Regions from separate parts of the Mus musculus genome. Here region 2 is linked to region 1. The links are chromatin loops, found by intact Hi-C in ENCODE. Cell type or tissue: left cerebral cortex. All regions are shown on one strand.

Region 1 (8,000 bases):
TGTGTGCGGACATGCCACAGCACTCCGTGGAGTCAGAGGAGAACTGTCAGGAGTAGGTTCTCTCCTTTCACCATGGGGAACTCAGGGATCATACTCGGGTCCATCAGGTTTGGCAGCAAGCCCCTTTACTTACTAAACCATCACACTGGCCCCACCTTGTTTCTTTGAGATTAGGTCTCTCACTGAAATGAATTCTTTTGGATGAGGTTTTAGCAGACCACTAGCTTCCACCATCACAAATGGTAAGAATGTCATGAAACCATCTGATACCTATAGCAGTGGTGGCACACACCACATTTATAATAACTCAGAGGCAAAAGCAAGAGAATCACCGCAAGTTCAAGACCAGCCTCATCCACTAGGCCAGCCAGGGCTACACTGAGAGACCCTCTTCCTTCCTTCCTTCCTTCCTTCCTTCCTTCCTTCCTTCCTTTCTTTCTTTCTTTCTTTCTTTCTTTCTTTCTTTCTTTCTTTCTTTCTTTCTTTCTTCCTCTCTCCTCTTCTTTCTTTTTTTCAAAGATTTAATTCATTTGTCTTATGTATAGTAGTACACTGTAGCTGCACTGATGGTTGTGAGCCATTATGTGGTTGCTGGGAATTTGAATTCAGGACCTCTGCTTGCTCAGGTCGACCCTGCTCACTCCAGCCTGAACATTTATTTATTATTATATCTAAGTACACTGTATCTTTCTTCAGACACACCAGAGGAGGGCATCATTTCATTACAGACGGTTGTGAGCCACCATGTGGTTGCTGGGGTTTGAACTCAGGACCTCTGGAAGAGCAGTCAGTGCTCTTAACTGCTGAGCCATCTCTCCAGCCTGAGACCTTGTTTCAAAATGAGAGAAAGAATCCTAAATCTGTATAGCAGAGTCTTCCTGTTTTGCTCTGATCTACTTACCTGCTGTCCCATAATATATTTGTAAATTCATTAATCTATGACTGTCTTTTTGTTTTGTGATTATAAAACTTCATGTAATCAAGTTCTGAGGTAGAACATGTCACCTTTCAGGACAACTCAAGTCTATGTTCCTAGACCTTTGTCACTCTTAGCTCAGAACCAACCAACCAACCAACCAATCAACAAACCCAAAACACCCTTTGAAGTGATCTGTGCTCTGCTTCTTAAGTTCATTTGACTTCTGAGAGTTATAATGCAGGATAAGGTGGGGGTGTAACTCAGTGATAGAGCTCTTGCCTAGTATACACCACGCTCTAGGCTGGAGCCTTATGTACCATGTCCAGCACTACAGAAAGAAGCAAACAAGACTCATGGAAACGAAAGAAAAGCCAGGGTGAGGCAGAGGCAGAAGGATCTCTTCAAGTTTGAGACCATCCTGGTCTACATAGAGTTCTAGGTCAGCTAGGACTACAGAGGGAGAGAGAGAGAGAGAGAGAGAGAGAGAGAGAGAGAGAGAGAGAGAGAGAGCCTTGTCTCAAAAACAAAACAAAACAAAACAAAACAAAACAAAACAAAACAAAACAAAATGGTATAGAAAGACTCCAGGATGTCTGGACAGAGACCAGTAGAGAAGCTGTGGGTATGGACAGGCTTTTCATCTAGATGAGCTGATGCAGGTAGCCAATGGTTTCAATCAAAAGGAAAGGTACATTTGAGCAAAACCTATGTGAAGAACGTGCCCAGGACTCTAAGGATCCACTGCCCATGGAGACATCTTTGCCATATGATACTGCTAGTGTTTTCATTATTTTAGAGGAAGAAACGGGGGTGGGGGGTGGGAAGATGTGTGTTAATTAGAGTTTTAAGAAACTTTTGGCAGAGAGTGATATTAGGCTACATCTTTTTTTTTTTTTTTTTTTTTTCTTAAATAAAGGGGCCAGCAAGATAGTTCATCTGGTGAAGGTGGTTGCTGCTGCTGCTGAGACCTGAGTTCAATCCCTGTATCCCATGTATGGAAGTAGTAAACTGAACCCCACAAGTGCCCTCTGACCTAGCTATAGTACATATTATTGTACCAGGTTGTATATCCAAAATAATAAATACTTCATGGGTAATTTAAGGACTTTTAAAGAATGAATTTTTGTTCTATGGGAATTTCCTTCTTGTAGACTGTAATGCCTAGCCTCCATATTAAAATGAGATTATGTGGCTGGAGGGATGGTCCAGCAGTTAAGAGCATCGCTGCTCTTCCAGAGGACAATTCCCAGCACCTACATGGCAGCTCACCACTGTAACTCCAGCTCCAGGGGATCTGGGACCCTCAAACAGACAGACATCAATGCACATGATATGAAATAACTCATTTAGATGAGATTATGAATGTCCTCTTAATGTGGCACTAATTTTTTTTGCATGCGTCTGTGGTGTGGAAACAGATTGAATGCATATACTGTTTGCATGTGTGTGTGTGCACACGAGAGTAAGTATAGAGAAGCTGATATTGGGTGTCTTTTTCAACTGCTCTCTCTCACAGTTGAAACTGGGTCTCTCCCTTAAACTCCAAGCTCTCTGATTCTGGCAACAAGCTCTTTACCCTTTGAGCCATCTTGCCTGTCTTGTTTGCTTTCTTATCTTTTTAATGAAAAGAAATGTTTTTGAAAGAGAAGCAGAACGTTGGGCTGTAAAGAGTTAACTACTTGGTGAGCTTTTCAGTTATTCAAATATGGGCTGGAGCAAGCTAGCTTCTAGATGGGGTTTTCTACCCCAGCTGCCTCTCCCTGAGGCCCAGATATACAAAGTTGATCTCCAGGAAGAAGGTAGATTATTTGCACTAGGAAGTCGGGACCTCATGCCGGGAGGAGAAATAAAGCCCCCAGATAAACTTTTCCTCCTTGGTGTGTAGTTAGGGAGCTTGCTGGTTTTCTTGGCACACCTTGTTCCCCCCTCCCGTCCCACATGGTGGGGAGAAAAAAAGGACCGGAAAGAATACCTAGGAGCTGAAGGGGAGAAAATAACAACCAGCAAACTCCTCAAAGCCTAACTTCCTTGAGGAAGATAGCTGTGTGTGGGTTGGTGACTCAGGCTGTGACAGAGTTCCAAGGTTTTTCTGGAAACTGCAGTGCTTTGAATAGAAGCATTAGCATGGTGAGCTACGGCTGTTCGAGGCCATTTCTTGAAGCTGACACCTGTGTGCAGTTCAGTAGAGGTGGATACAAGGGCAGTGGATGGACTGGCTCCCTCTGGACAGAGTACCATCAGAGGTGGAGGCAGACCTTAGAGAAAGACCAAAGTCTGTGACTGCTTTGCAGGCTGGGTTTGTGAACAGCTTCTTTCTGCTTACATAGAAAAATCTATTCTTTCATTTTATAAATATTTATTGCGTTTCTATTCTAGACTGTGGGGGATCAAACAACTGACAAATGACAAAAAAAATGTTCCTTTTGGAAGAAGACAGAAAATGTACATGAGTGTATCTAAAATGGCTGGCCCTTGGGAGAGACGGAAAGATACTAAGCTATGCTGGGCCTGGTGCAGGTCTGTGATTACAGCCACTGCGATCACACTAGTTACAGGCTGCTGAGAAAGGAAGCTACAAGTTCAAGGCCTGCCTAATTTATGGAGAGAGCTCAAGGTCAGCCTGGGCAGGTTAGTAAGACCCTGTCAGAAAATAAAACATAGAAGAGGGACTGGGATATTGCTCAGTGGTAGAGTGGTGCTTTGCACTAGGTTCAGTCTCTGGGGCTGGGGGAAAGAAAAATCAAGAGTGGTGTGAAAAAGTTGAGGCCAGCCTGGTCTACAAAGTGAGTCCCAGGACAGCCAAGGCTATACTGAAAAACCCTGTCTCTCAAAAAACCAGAAAAAGAAGTGAGGGAGAACTTGGAGGGAACCTTGGAACCCGAGGAAGGGCCGACTGGAAGGACAGGACTTGGGAGATAGCGAGTTTCCAGTACTCCAATCCAGGGTAGGGTCTGGCAGCACTGGTTTAGGCCAATGTGATTTTGGCTTTTCACTCTCATAGAGATGGCTGCTATTGGAAGAAAAATTAGAATAAGGAGAAAGAAAAACAAATGGATTCCACGGAGTATTCTTTCATCCAAAGATTGTAGTGACTTCTTTGATTGCACTTTTACCTTCCCAAATAAACCCTTCTTCACTGGCTTCCTTTGCCGTGGAGTGAAGTTCTGAGCCTACCCTGCTCAATGGCTTTCTGCCTTGTCCATTGACAGTTCTCAATGAGCTCTCCTGAGTGAGCCTGGGCCTCACTAACTGGAGGAGGCAGGCTAGCCAAAGGCCTTCTTCCCATCACTGGACTTACTGGAGTTAACTTTTTGTGTGCTGACTTTAAACCCTTAATTTTAGGACTCCCTGGACCTGGAAAACTTTTTTGAGACAGGGCTCAGGTGGGCTTTGAACTCACCGTGTAGCCCAGACTGTTTTGAACTAGAGGTTTTCTTGCTTCAGGCTCCTGAGTCACAGGCCTGTGTCTCTCTGTCAGAAGTAGCCTGTATTTAAACATATTTGAAACTACGAGAGGATGATTAGTCTTTCCTCACTCCGGGAGGAAGTCAGTCTGTATTCTGAGATGGCTTGGCACTCACTATGAAGCCCATGGTCCTGGACTCTGCAAGATCGTCCTAGCTCAGGCTCTGGAGTACTAGGGACCAGGAGTGAGCCACTACACCCCATTTAGAACCATCCTTCTAAAAATATGAACTTAACAACCAAAGGCCACTTCATGGTTTTGAAAGACCATCTGTATGTTCCAGCTCAGAACGGATTTGGGGGGGGAAGAGACGAAGTGGATTAGGTTAGGACACAATAGGTTCCCTAAGGAGGGGGTCTATTTATCTAGCAAGCTTTACTGGGAAGGTTTAAGTTAGGTACTATATTTAGTCACTGGCAAGGCAAGGGTTAAAAGAAAGGTGACAGAAATCCTTCCTGGAATTCATAGGAAGGGGGTGGGGTGGAGTGAACTACTCAGCAGAAGGGGGGTGGGGAGCTCACTTCCAGCCTCTTCATAAATGTAGCAAAATGAGGAAAGTCTTCCATTAGGAGGCTAGAGATATGCTTGCAAAAGATATGCTTGCTTGTGAAAAGTAAATTCTAATGGAGAGAGTTCTCTATTAGTGTAGATTTCTATCTCTCTCTCTCTCTCTCTTTTTTTTAGCAATAATTTGTGTTTGGTTTTCAGATTATTGCCTTAAAAGAAATCCAATGTAAATGCTAAAGAATAAAGAATGGCTCCGACATTGCCCTCCTTTTGGATGTAGAGGGTAATCTCGAGCCTCTTCCGGTTCTGTCCATCTACCCGGCGCTGGCAATAGAGACTTGCATCACTGTGGCCATCTCATGCATACACCTTTTCTAAAAATCAGTCATTAGCTTTTCTACTTTAGTCTTCACTGTACTCCTATCTTGAAGAAAACACTGGTCACTGGAAAAAGGATTATCAGTGGCCTCGAGGGGATACCCTTTCCCCCTTTAAAGACATTCTACACAGTCCTAGTTTGAAAGGCAATAGGTAAAGGACTAGTATCTACCCAGCGAGTTGACCCTCCCTTTAGCCCCAGCTGCTGCAATGGAGAATATGTGTGGAGAAATAACATCGGCAAGCTCAGTCCTTCTAGTAAAGGAAGAAAGCAAAGGACATCTCCATTATAGAGACAGAGGTGCTTGCGTTGCGGAAACGTTAAATATTAGTTTAGAACCCAGACGAAACAGGTGGCAAAATAGGTTTACTGAATGATGGGTTGCTTCGAAGATAGATGCTTTCTGGAGAGATAGATGGAGGGGAGAGGGGTGGAGACTAAAGCTTTGCTCTTTAACCTTGCTCACGTCATCGAAACTTGTCTAAACCCTTGTCTTAGCATAAGAGTTTGGACTATGCATCAGTAAGATTCTTTCATCTCAAATTCCATGGTTCTATGGTTACGTGGGTGGAAATGGACCATTCTGTCGATTTCCTAGTTTCCAGGAGCGAAGAAACTAGCTTGGGTGTGGAACTAACTCGATGGAGAATTATCAACGTAGAGGTGGGCAGCTTCTCAACCACTGTGGTGGTGCACTTGGAAAACTTCCAAGAGAGTCCGTCCCTCATTCTTTGACGTGGTGTGACAAGTCTCCTGCTGTTTTGGAATGGGGGAGCGAGAAGGACCTATTTTAGGCTTAGATTATTCATTCTCTTTCTGCGTTTTTAGACTCCTAAGATGCCAAGAAACAGATTCTAAAGGGGTGGGAAGAGAATTAGGATGGGGTAACCTGGAAAGGCCTGTGGAATCCTGCTTCCGCATCTGAACCCCTTTGGGTATTAGGATTGTCCCTTAAATGTGTATTTTTGGGCCCGGAGTCAGGTTCAGAACTGCAGAGGAGGGCTGACGGAAGCCGTTCCTCTTGGAGGGGATGGCGTGAGAGCTCAGGGTTGGATCCGCGCGGGCCGCCTGGCGGGCTGCGAGCGTCAAGGGCGCGGCTGCAGGCGGACCCTGGGGAGGGGCTTCGCGGAGGCGCCGCGGCCCTACCCGAGCGGGGCCGCCCGGGCTCGGCGCTCAGAGCGGCCGAGCGGGCGGTGGCGCTGCGGAGGCGGCGGCCGAGGCCGGCGGGCGCGCGGAGGAGGGGCCCGATATCGGGGCGGCCTGCCGCAGCTGCCCGGGTGACGACTGCCGGCAGCGCGGCGCCCCGAGGAGTCCGAGCCGCAGGCCCCGGGCGACGCGGCCTCGCAAGCAGCCCTCGTCCTCGTCTCAACTCCGGGGAAATGGGCCCTCAGCACCGCGGGCCCTGCATCCCTTGTTGCCCGTAGGCCCCGGTGGCCCGCCGGCTTGTCACTGCCCCTCTCCCCAGTCGAGCGGTCCCCACCCCAGGTCCCCGGGAAGGAAGATGAGGGAGACGGGCCCGGCGATCGGCAGCCAGAGAAGCAGCAGCAGCGGTCGGGGGAGGGTGTTTCGCCGTTTCCTCTCAGCCGCCAGGACAAGATGGCAGCGGCCGCCGAGAGGGGCTGAGCCCCGGCTGGGTGGCGCCGCCTGCTGAAGCGCTTGGCTCCGGGTCCCCGCACGGCCCCCGCGACCCACCCCGGACATGCTCAGGGCTGCGGCCGCCCGAAGCGGGGAGAGCGCGGGCCTCTAGGAAGGTAAGGAAGCCAGGCAAGGGCGGGTAGCTCGGCGCCGTCGCGGGGCCTCGGGGGCCGGGGGAACCCTCGGAGCGACGGCTCTCCGTTCCCGCCCGGTTGTCCAGTGCGGCCGGCCCGGGCGGTTCCCGAAGGCCGGCGCCAAGCCAGGCCCGAGGAGGCCGTACGCGGGGACTGCGCGTGCTTTCCGCGCGCGCTTGGCGCAGCCTCCGGGAAGCCGCCCTGGCCGCGCCGGGCTGTCCGGGCCTTCCCCCAAGCCTAGGTTGCGCAACGGCTCTTCCCAGCAACCGAAGTTTTGTTTGGTCCCACGGGGGCCCCCCGTTTCGGCTCGGCGGCTCTAGGCCGTCACTACGGAGACCTCGTTCCTTTCATTGATGGGAGCGAAGACCAACGTGCACGCACGCCGCCGCCGGAGCGCCCAGCCCCGTGGCTGCGCCGCGGAGGCTTGGTGGCCCTGTCACCGGCGTCGCGGGGCGGCGGGTTTGGAGGGTGTCAACTCTGGAGACGTGCGTGCGTGTGATTGTTGGGGAGGAGAAATGTGATCCGAGGCTTCGCGTCCCCAGCGGCGGCGGGAGGAAGGCGTGGCGGCCGCGCGGCGGGGCTGTTGCCGGCTTCTCTCGTTACGGCGGCGGCGGCCCTCTTCCCTTCGCGCTGTGGGGAGACCAGCGGAAAGGACTCGGGACCAGAATGTCTGTTTTCCTGTCTGGGGGGAGACGGCTGTTGTAAAATGGTATGTGGATCTTGGGGGAAGCCTGTTGTTTCCCAGTCTTATCTGTGCTGGAGGAATTGCGCTGAAGGGTGTGTGCGTAAATTACCTTGGACCTGTTACAGAGTAGTCACAACATGTTCGGTCCTTGAACCGTGTTTTCACAACCTCTGGCTGGCCTGCTGCTGGCGAATTTGTTTTTCCACCTGTCAGTTCGCAGCTTATAAGGAGCTTCTATTAGCAGCAGCAGCAGCCGGTCCCCCCCCCCCCTCCCC
Region 2 (8,000 bases), 62 kb before region 1:
TTGTGAGCCATTCTGTGGGAACTGGGAATTTAACCTAGATCCTCTGTGCAAGCAGCCAGTGCTTGCTGACTGGTGACTAACTCTCCAGCTCCATATATATTCCATATCTCTATCTATCTATCTATCTATCTATCTATCTATCTATCTATCTATCTATGAGGAAGAGCTAACCAGATATAGCTATAATATGGTGAAAGAAGGAAAGAAAGAAAATGTATCATATTGTATGGTATCGTATCATATTGTATTATATGCATATATGTGCCTTTTGGACAATTCTTTTAAATGAGTCACATTCAAAATATAGCACACATTATGCTGGTTCAGGAGTGGGAGCGGAGACAGAAAAATCCCTGGAGCCCTGGCAATACAATACCCTGTCTCAAAAACAAACAATAAGAAAAACTTACAGTATATATAAAAAGAAATATAATCTAAGCAACTGTATTTTCCTCTCCATGACTCATTAAGCCCCAGAGGAAATTTTCTGTAGGTGCCTTGTAACTTTTTGGGTCATCATTTGGGTAGCAAAAAGTCCCCAGAAGACGTGTTTCCAATAATAGTTTCATTTCTGTAGTCACATTGTTCAGTTCAGTGAATAAACCCACATATGAATTGTTACTAGCCTCTAGTTCAGCTTTGCTTCGACCAAAGCTCAGGCCTTTCTCTTATGCTGCCTGCTACCTGCTACCTAAGCAATTCTGGCTCCTTGGAAAAAGTAGAGAGAAGAAAAAGGTCTTATTTGAGTAACAAGCAGGCAGCCCCTGTTGTGGGTACTAAGAGCCTCAAGTTCTTATTCTCTATCTTTTCTTTTTTATTTAAAAAAATTTTTTTAATGTTCACAGATGTTTTGCGTGCATGTGTGACTGTGCACCCCAGAAGCCAAAAGCCAGTATTAGATCTCCTGGAACTGGAGTTAACGCGCATGTACTGGCGACCAAATTCGGATCCTCTGGGAAAGCAGCTAGTGCTCTTAACCACGGAGCCATCTTTCCAGGACCTCTTCCTCCTCCTATGGCTTCTCAGAGATAGCCCAGCTAGGAGCTTCCAGGTGCACGCCCTGTGCTGTGGCCGATGTGCTTCTCCTCAGCAGGCCACTCATGTTCCTAGCCTTCATCTGGTTGCTGTGGTGAATGAATTGCTCTTCTTACGGTGACCAAACACCAAGCATTCTAAGAGGCTTGCTGTGGCTCAGAGCCCTGGAGAGGCCTGGCAGCAGGAGCCTGAGGTAACTGGTCTGCATCTGCAGTCAGCCCACAGAGATGCGTCCTGGTACTTTCCCCTACTGACTCAGCCTATTGGGTGGTACTGCCCACATTCAGGATGTATCTTCCGTCCTTGGTTAAACCCCTTTGGAACGGTTGTCATAGACACAGTAAGTATATATGGTACATGTATACTGGAGCATGTTCTCTCTGCTTCTCCTCCTCCCTCTCCTTTGTTACCCGAGACAGGTTTAGGTTTACTTTAATGTCATATATACATGCATTATTTTAGATATCTACATAAAATCTAGAAACCAGACCATCAAAATGGCTTAGTGATAAAGGCATTTGCTCCAATCCTAATGACCCGAGTCGTGTCATCTGGACCACATGATACAAAGAACTGTCTTGCTCTCTTGCTAGTTGTCCTCTGGCCTCCACATGCTTACTGTGGTACCTGAGCCATGGTAGGCACATCCAAACACACACACACACACACACACACACACACACACACACACGCTAAACGTGTAATTTTAAAAAGCCTGACATTTGTCTGAGACTGGTTTAATTCACTGAATATAATGGACTCCAGTTGCATCCATTTCCATACAGTGACAAAAAGATAAGGCTGAAAAAAATTCCATTGTGTATGTAGACTATCTCAGTCAGGGTTTCTATTCCTGCACAAACATCATGACCAAGAAGGAAGTTGGGGAGGAAAGAATTTACTCAGCTTACACTTCCACATTGCTGTTCATCACCAAAGGAAGTCAGGACTGGAACTCAAGCAGGTCAGGAAGCAGGAGCTGATGCAGAGGCCACGGAGGGATGTTCCTTACTTGCTTGCTTCCCCTGGCTTGCTCAGCTTGCTTTCTTATAGAACCAAAGACTACCAGCCCAGGGATAGCATCACTTCCAAGGGGCCCTCCCACCTTTGATCACTAATTGAGAAAATGCCTTACAGCTGGATCTCATGGAGTCATTTCCTCAAGGGAGGTTCCTTTCTCTGTGATAACTCCAGCTTGTGTCAAGTTGACACACAAAACCATAGACCATTGTGTGTATGTCTATTCCTTTGCTGTTAATGCAGCTGAGGAGAGTTATACAGACTTGTTCAGCCTCTTAAGTATCAGTTGATGCAGATGTGGATTTGCTGTTTCTGCTCAGATGAATGGCAGACAGGTGGTGCTGCAGGTTGATCTACCTGCTGAGCTCAGATTCAGACTATCAAACTCAAGGCCAGTTTCAGTTGGTGGACTCAGTATGTTCTTAGTCATGGAGGACCCAGCTTTCTTTCCCTGTGTGATTCACTGAGTCTAACATCTCACCACCTACACTGTTTGGCTAGTCAACATCTGGTCCTCTTGCTCTCCACAGCTGCCTTCCAGGGTTATCTCTCTTTGTGGATCAGACTACATTCAGGTTCCTGGTTTGTGGTTATTCCCTGCATTCAAGCCCCCATGCTCTCTTGATTTTACACAATAGTTTTTGTCTTGGGATGGCCTCTAACCATTGCTCTCCAAGTCATATCAATTGGCAGCAAAACAGGATTCCTCTCCTTTGCTGACTCATCTGCTGGAGAAACAAACAAAAAACCAAAACAAACCCACAACTGGACTGGAGGCTTGTGAGGCTGTGGGAGGCCCACACATCTTTCTGCCAAGGCTGGCTTACCTTTCAGATGGTGTCCCCCTACACCAGGGGTGTGTGTGTCTCAGAATCTCTGGAGGATGTGATTGGCAGGCTTTCTTCTTTTTGGTCTCTTCAAGCTGGTCTTTTTCTCTAGATTTTCATGTGTCCTGACAGCACCTTTGTGAAATTCTAGAGCTCCTCCTGCCGTTAATCTTCGGAGATTAAGAGAGTATGTTTCTCTTTACTCTGATTCTTCTTCTCTTAGTCACACAGAAGCAGTTTGTAGTCTGAACCCTGAAATTCAGGGAGGAACGGGGAGGGGGGTAGAGGGAGGGGAAACTGTAATCAGGATATATATTTGTTGTGGGAAATATTAAAAAAGAACTGACACGTTCCCATGCTTGTGCCAGCAACTCTCTGCCCCAGTGGTCTGGTCAGGCATTGGTCAACTTGTTTTATCTCATGGAGACTCTGACTCAGAACTCCACAATCTCTCCACCCAGCCCCCTAGGTTCCCACTGGTGGGTCCTTACCAAGCCCACCTGTGCTTCAAATCCCCCACAACCTTTGTGTTGCACATTTAGCACACCCATGCTTTACAGGATACCTTTCTCTCTTGAACCCAGATGAGCCGCCCCCACTGTGTGAAGGGAAAGCCAACACAAACTTAGTTCAGAAACAATGGTAACTCAATCTCTGGGCACAACAACTAAAACCTAATCTTGTAAGCCTTATTAAAATCTGATTCCTCTGGTGGCGAATCCTTACACATCCGCCATGATACCGGGAAACTCTAGCAGCTACATCTTACATATATGCTGTCCCCATTCCAAAAGACCTAAAACTCTCTCCTGCTTCCTCTCTTCCTCTGACCAATCCGGAAGTCCCGCCTACTCACCCAGTGATTGGCTCCTTTATTCTTTAAGGGATTGGTTCACAAGAAGCCACCTGTGCAGATAACTCATTCCTCATTCCAGGCAGTCTCTCCCGGGGGAGCAGAATTAACATAAAATACAGGCAGCACAGAGCCATCCACAACATATGTAATGTGAGAGAAAAAAAAAAAAAGTCTATCTCAATACAAGGAAAATAAATAAGTAAACTCTTTCTTTTGTAAGTTGCCTTGGGCGTGGTAGGTTTTTTGGTTTTTGTTTGTTTGTTTGAAGACTGTTTTTGGTTTAAGCTGAGGGAAAACATCCCAACAGCACAGGGAAAACCCTCAAGGATGACTGAGTCTTCTCTGAAGACAAACCCCCCTCTTCAGGACACTTTAATGTCAAGCCTTTTATAGCCACAAAATCCATTAAGGCTTCTGCATTAGTGACTATTTAATTGCTGATATAAAACACTATGACTAAGGCTACTTACGAAAGAAAGCGTTTGCTTTTATTTATTATTTTATTTTTTACTGAAATCGATTTTGTTTTCTTTTCTTTCCTTTCCTTTCCTTTTCTTTTTTTTTTTTTTTTTTTTTTTTTTTTTTTTTGTGAACCAATAAAGCTTTACTAGGCTTATGTTCAGGAATATGGGTGAGGGGTTTTTCACGGGAGTGGAAATGACTCAGACAGATAGAGAACCAAGGCTGTCACAGTGAGAGAATTCCCAACCACTGGGCTCTCTCTCCAACTCCCTACAGTGAGAGACTTCCTAACCACTGGGCTCTCCTCCAGCTCCCTAGTTTGTTTTTGTCTTTGAGGCAGGGTCTATGTAGCTCTGGTTGGTCTGGAACTTGCCACGTAGAGCAGGCTGTTCTTAAACACATACGTACAGATCTACCTGCCTCTGTGCTAGGACTAAAGGCCTGTGCCATCACACCTGGCCCACTTTGGGTTTTGGAGACAGGGTCCAGTGTGAGCCAGCATCGCTTCCCACACCTTATGTAGCCAAGGATAACCTTGCACTTGTGATCTCCCATCTCTCCCTCCCTAAGCTGGCCTGTCCTAAGCAAGCTAAACGTGTGCATACTCTATCTGGAGTGGATCCACTCCGAACTGTACACCCTAAATACACGTGCAAGGTCATGTGGATGACTACGTAAGCCAACACACAGAGGTAACTGGGATACGGGCACCCGTGGAATGTGCAAGAGGAGCCAAGAACAGGAGCATACTCCATAGGCCCCGCCCTCAAGAGATGCGGCTGGAGGATCAGGAGTTCAAGGACAGCCTCAGCTAAGGATCTAGTTTGAGGCTGGCCTGACTTAGAGAGCCTGTCTGGATAAAAAATGCAGCAGATAAAAAGACCTGAACTAGGAAACATGGCTGAATCTCATTGACAACGGTGAGTGGGCAAAAGAAGGCTCTGCTGGCCTTACTTATCTTAAAGGTCTCATTACTAATTTATCATTAGTGTGTAGGACTGTGTGCTTCCACCCAAATGTGGAGGTCAGAAGACAACTTGCAGGAGTCAGTTCTATCTTTCTACCACGAGGGTCCCGGGAATCAGTCAAATTATCGTGCCCGTTGCCAAGGGATCTTGCCAGCCCTGATGACAATAATGCTAGTTTCTAAAAAGAAAATCTACATTTTTCAGGTCTTTGAATCTGCACCTGTCTCTGAAGTAAGTATCCCATCCAAGGGAGACCCAGGACCAGGGAGGTTGTCACATCCCAAAGTTAAGGACTGGCAGCACTTGAACCTTTTTTCTCTGGGCTGAGCTTAGAAGCCTGGGCAAGCCATGGGGTGACCTTCATCTCTCCACAGGGTAAGAAACTCACTGACCACTCTGTCCTAGGGCTCAGTTTGCCCAACTCTAGGCTGGCTCGAAGGCAGCAATGCTGTCCCAAGCATTGTTGCATCTGGCTGCAACCAGCACTGTGCAGGAAAATACCGCTTAAGTAATGCCAGATGTGGGGCATCGGCCTCTGCTTCTTTCTGGGTTTCAAGGGCACACAAGCCCACAACTGCCATTGGCTCCAAGAGGGTGGCTAAAGAAGGCAGCAGTATCCAGAAACAATGCAGCCAAGTAGGCGGCTTCCTGGGCACTGGGATCCTCTGCGAGATATTCTTCCAGGCCGTCCAGGAGTAGAAGGGATGGAGTTGGTGCTGGGGCTTCATGGGCAGAGGCCAGCAGCTGGAGAAGCTCTTGAATTGAGGATGGGTACTGGAATCGAACCTTCTGGAGCCGCCAATACTCTCGCGCTGTGGGTGTACTGAGCGGCAGGCTCTGAAGGGGCCTTCGCATCACGAAGAGGACAGACCCGCAGCCTTCCCCTGCCGCCTCAAGGGCGGCTGCAAACAGCAGCGACGTCTGCGCAGAGCGCGGAGCGCCGAGCAACAGCAATGGCGGCCAGGCAACGCCATCCTCTCCAGGCCTTGCCGCCCAGCCGGCATCCAGCACCCGCCTCAGCGCCTCCGCCATCGCCATTTGCTCTCGATTTTGTTTTCCTCACATAATATATCCTGATTACTGAAGGCTGGGAGAGATAGTTCAGCAGTAGAGCATGCTGGCTGCTCTTCCAAAGGTCCTGAGTTCAATTCCTAGCACCCACATGGCAGTCACAATCATCTATAACTGGGGTCCTATGAGATCCAATGCCTTCTTTCAATGTACAGATATACATAAGACAAAACACCCAAATCCATAACTGAATAAATCTTGAAAAATTATATATATACGTGTGTGTGTGTTACAGTTTCCCTCCTCTCTACTCCTCCCAATCCCTCTCTACCTACCCTTGCATCTGGATCCTACCCCTTTCTGTCTCTCATTAGAAAACAAGCAGTCTTCTAAGGAATAATATAATAATATAATACGGTAAAAAACAAAACAAAAAACCCTAACACATAAGAATGGGACAAAACAAACAACCAGAAAAAAAGAGCACAAGAGAAAGCAAAAGAGACAGAGCCTTACTGGTTCGCACACTCAGGAAGCCCATAAAACACTAATATGGAAGCCGTAAATAAAATAAAATTATAATAAAATGTAAATAAATAAGGAGACAAAAAATGAAAAAAGAAAAAGAAAAGCCCTGGTAGGACATTATGAGACAAGGAATCTCCGAAGATGCCATTTAGTTAGGGGTTTATTTTTTGGCCATTTACTGCTGGGCATACAGCTTACCTTTAAGAGTAGTTTGCTTCCCCAGTGAGATGCCCTTGGAGGAAACTAAATTTTCATTTGCAAGTGGCTATCAATTGGAGATGACTTCTCAGTTGGGAATGGGCATGTGTCCACTTCTCCTTTCAGCTATGGGACGCCATCTGCTGCAGACCAGTGTAGGCCCTGTGCATGCTGCCTCAGTCTCTGTGAGTTGATATGTGTATGAACTCAGGAGTGATAAATTATTTCTCTGCCTATGAAATGAGCCAGTTCAAGCCATTCAGCTATATTAAATGCTGGTTTGTTGTGAAGCTGCTCTCGGGTGAGTTCACTGCCCTCAAGGACTGACAAAAATTGAGACAGAGGGAGGTGGGGAGGGAGAGCACACAATGTCTGGATTATATAGGGAAGAGCCCTTTAGGGAAAGGGTAGCCCCTGGACTGGAAATTTTAGGGTTAAGAGCAGGGTGTGCCAGGTAGGGACTGAGGGATGCTGGAAGAATCTGGATGGCAGGTCTGCTTTGGTATGTATGATATGCACCTCAGTCCCTGGGGCTGGAAGCCAAACAAGGATTATGAACTACACGATCACATCCACATCGACTTACAGGGTTTTGTTTTCTTGGCATCCTTCATCCCCTCTGGCTCTTACACTCTTTCTGCCTCTTCTTCTGCAGAGTTCCCTGAGCCCTGAAGTGACATACCAGTTTAGGGCTGAGTGTTCTAGGGTCTCTCACTCTCTACATAATCTCTGGCTGTGCGTCTTTGCATTTGTTCCCGTCTACTACAGGAAGAAGCTTTTCTGATGTCCGCTGAGCAGGGCACTTATGAGTGTAGGAGAATGTCACAGGAGTTATTTATTGTTCTTTTTGTAGAACAGTAGAGTTTGCTTTTACCATAGTTCCCTGGGCTATCTATTCTCAGGTTCTCGATCATTCAAACAGTGTCAGGTAAGGGCTCCATCTCAAGAGTGAGCCTTAAGTCAAATCAGATATTGGTTGGTTGCTCCCTTAAGCCTGTGCCACCATTGTACTAGTGTATCTTGCAGACAGAACACCACTGTCAAAGGGTTTGTGGGTGGCTTAGTATTTATACTTCTCCTTTGGTAGCATGCAGA

The links. A loop is a pair of places that touch in the nucleus more often than their neighbours do. Peaks named below come from ENCODE experiments on the same cell type or tissue, not always from the same donor. Only the 100,000 strongest peaks of a DNase experiment are listed, where the experiment ranks them.
Region 2: it touches region 1 in a loop (4-fold over the local background); 18 of 42 quality-filtered maps call a loop at or near these places.

Annotation. Positions count from the first base shown.
Region 1 is chr2:104,492,970-104,500,969 of GRCm38, reverse strand. It overlaps Hipk3 (homeodomain interacting protein kinase 3), which reads left to right and starts at 6,481. Exons shown (of 16, transcript NM_010434.2): 1 at 6,481-7,022. In left cerebral cortex, CTCF peaks have their summits at 6,326, 6,933 and 7,579; DNase peaks (open chromatin) are centred at 6,045, 6,276, 6,844, 7,525 and 1 more place; H3K4me3 peaks cover 2,245 bases; H3K27ac peaks cover 4,967 bases.
Region 2 is chr2:104,554,858-104,562,857 of GRCm38, reverse strand. Platr14 (pluripotency associated transcript 14) reads right to left here and starts at 3,674. Exons shown (of 4, transcript NR_040322.1): 1 at 3,652-3,674; 2 at 2,883-3,134. It also overlaps the pseudogene Gm13884. In left cerebral cortex, no CTCF peak of the experiment used is centred here; DNase peaks (open chromatin) are centred at 1,285, 2,562, 2,875, 3,795 and 2 more places; H3K27ac peaks cover 280 bases.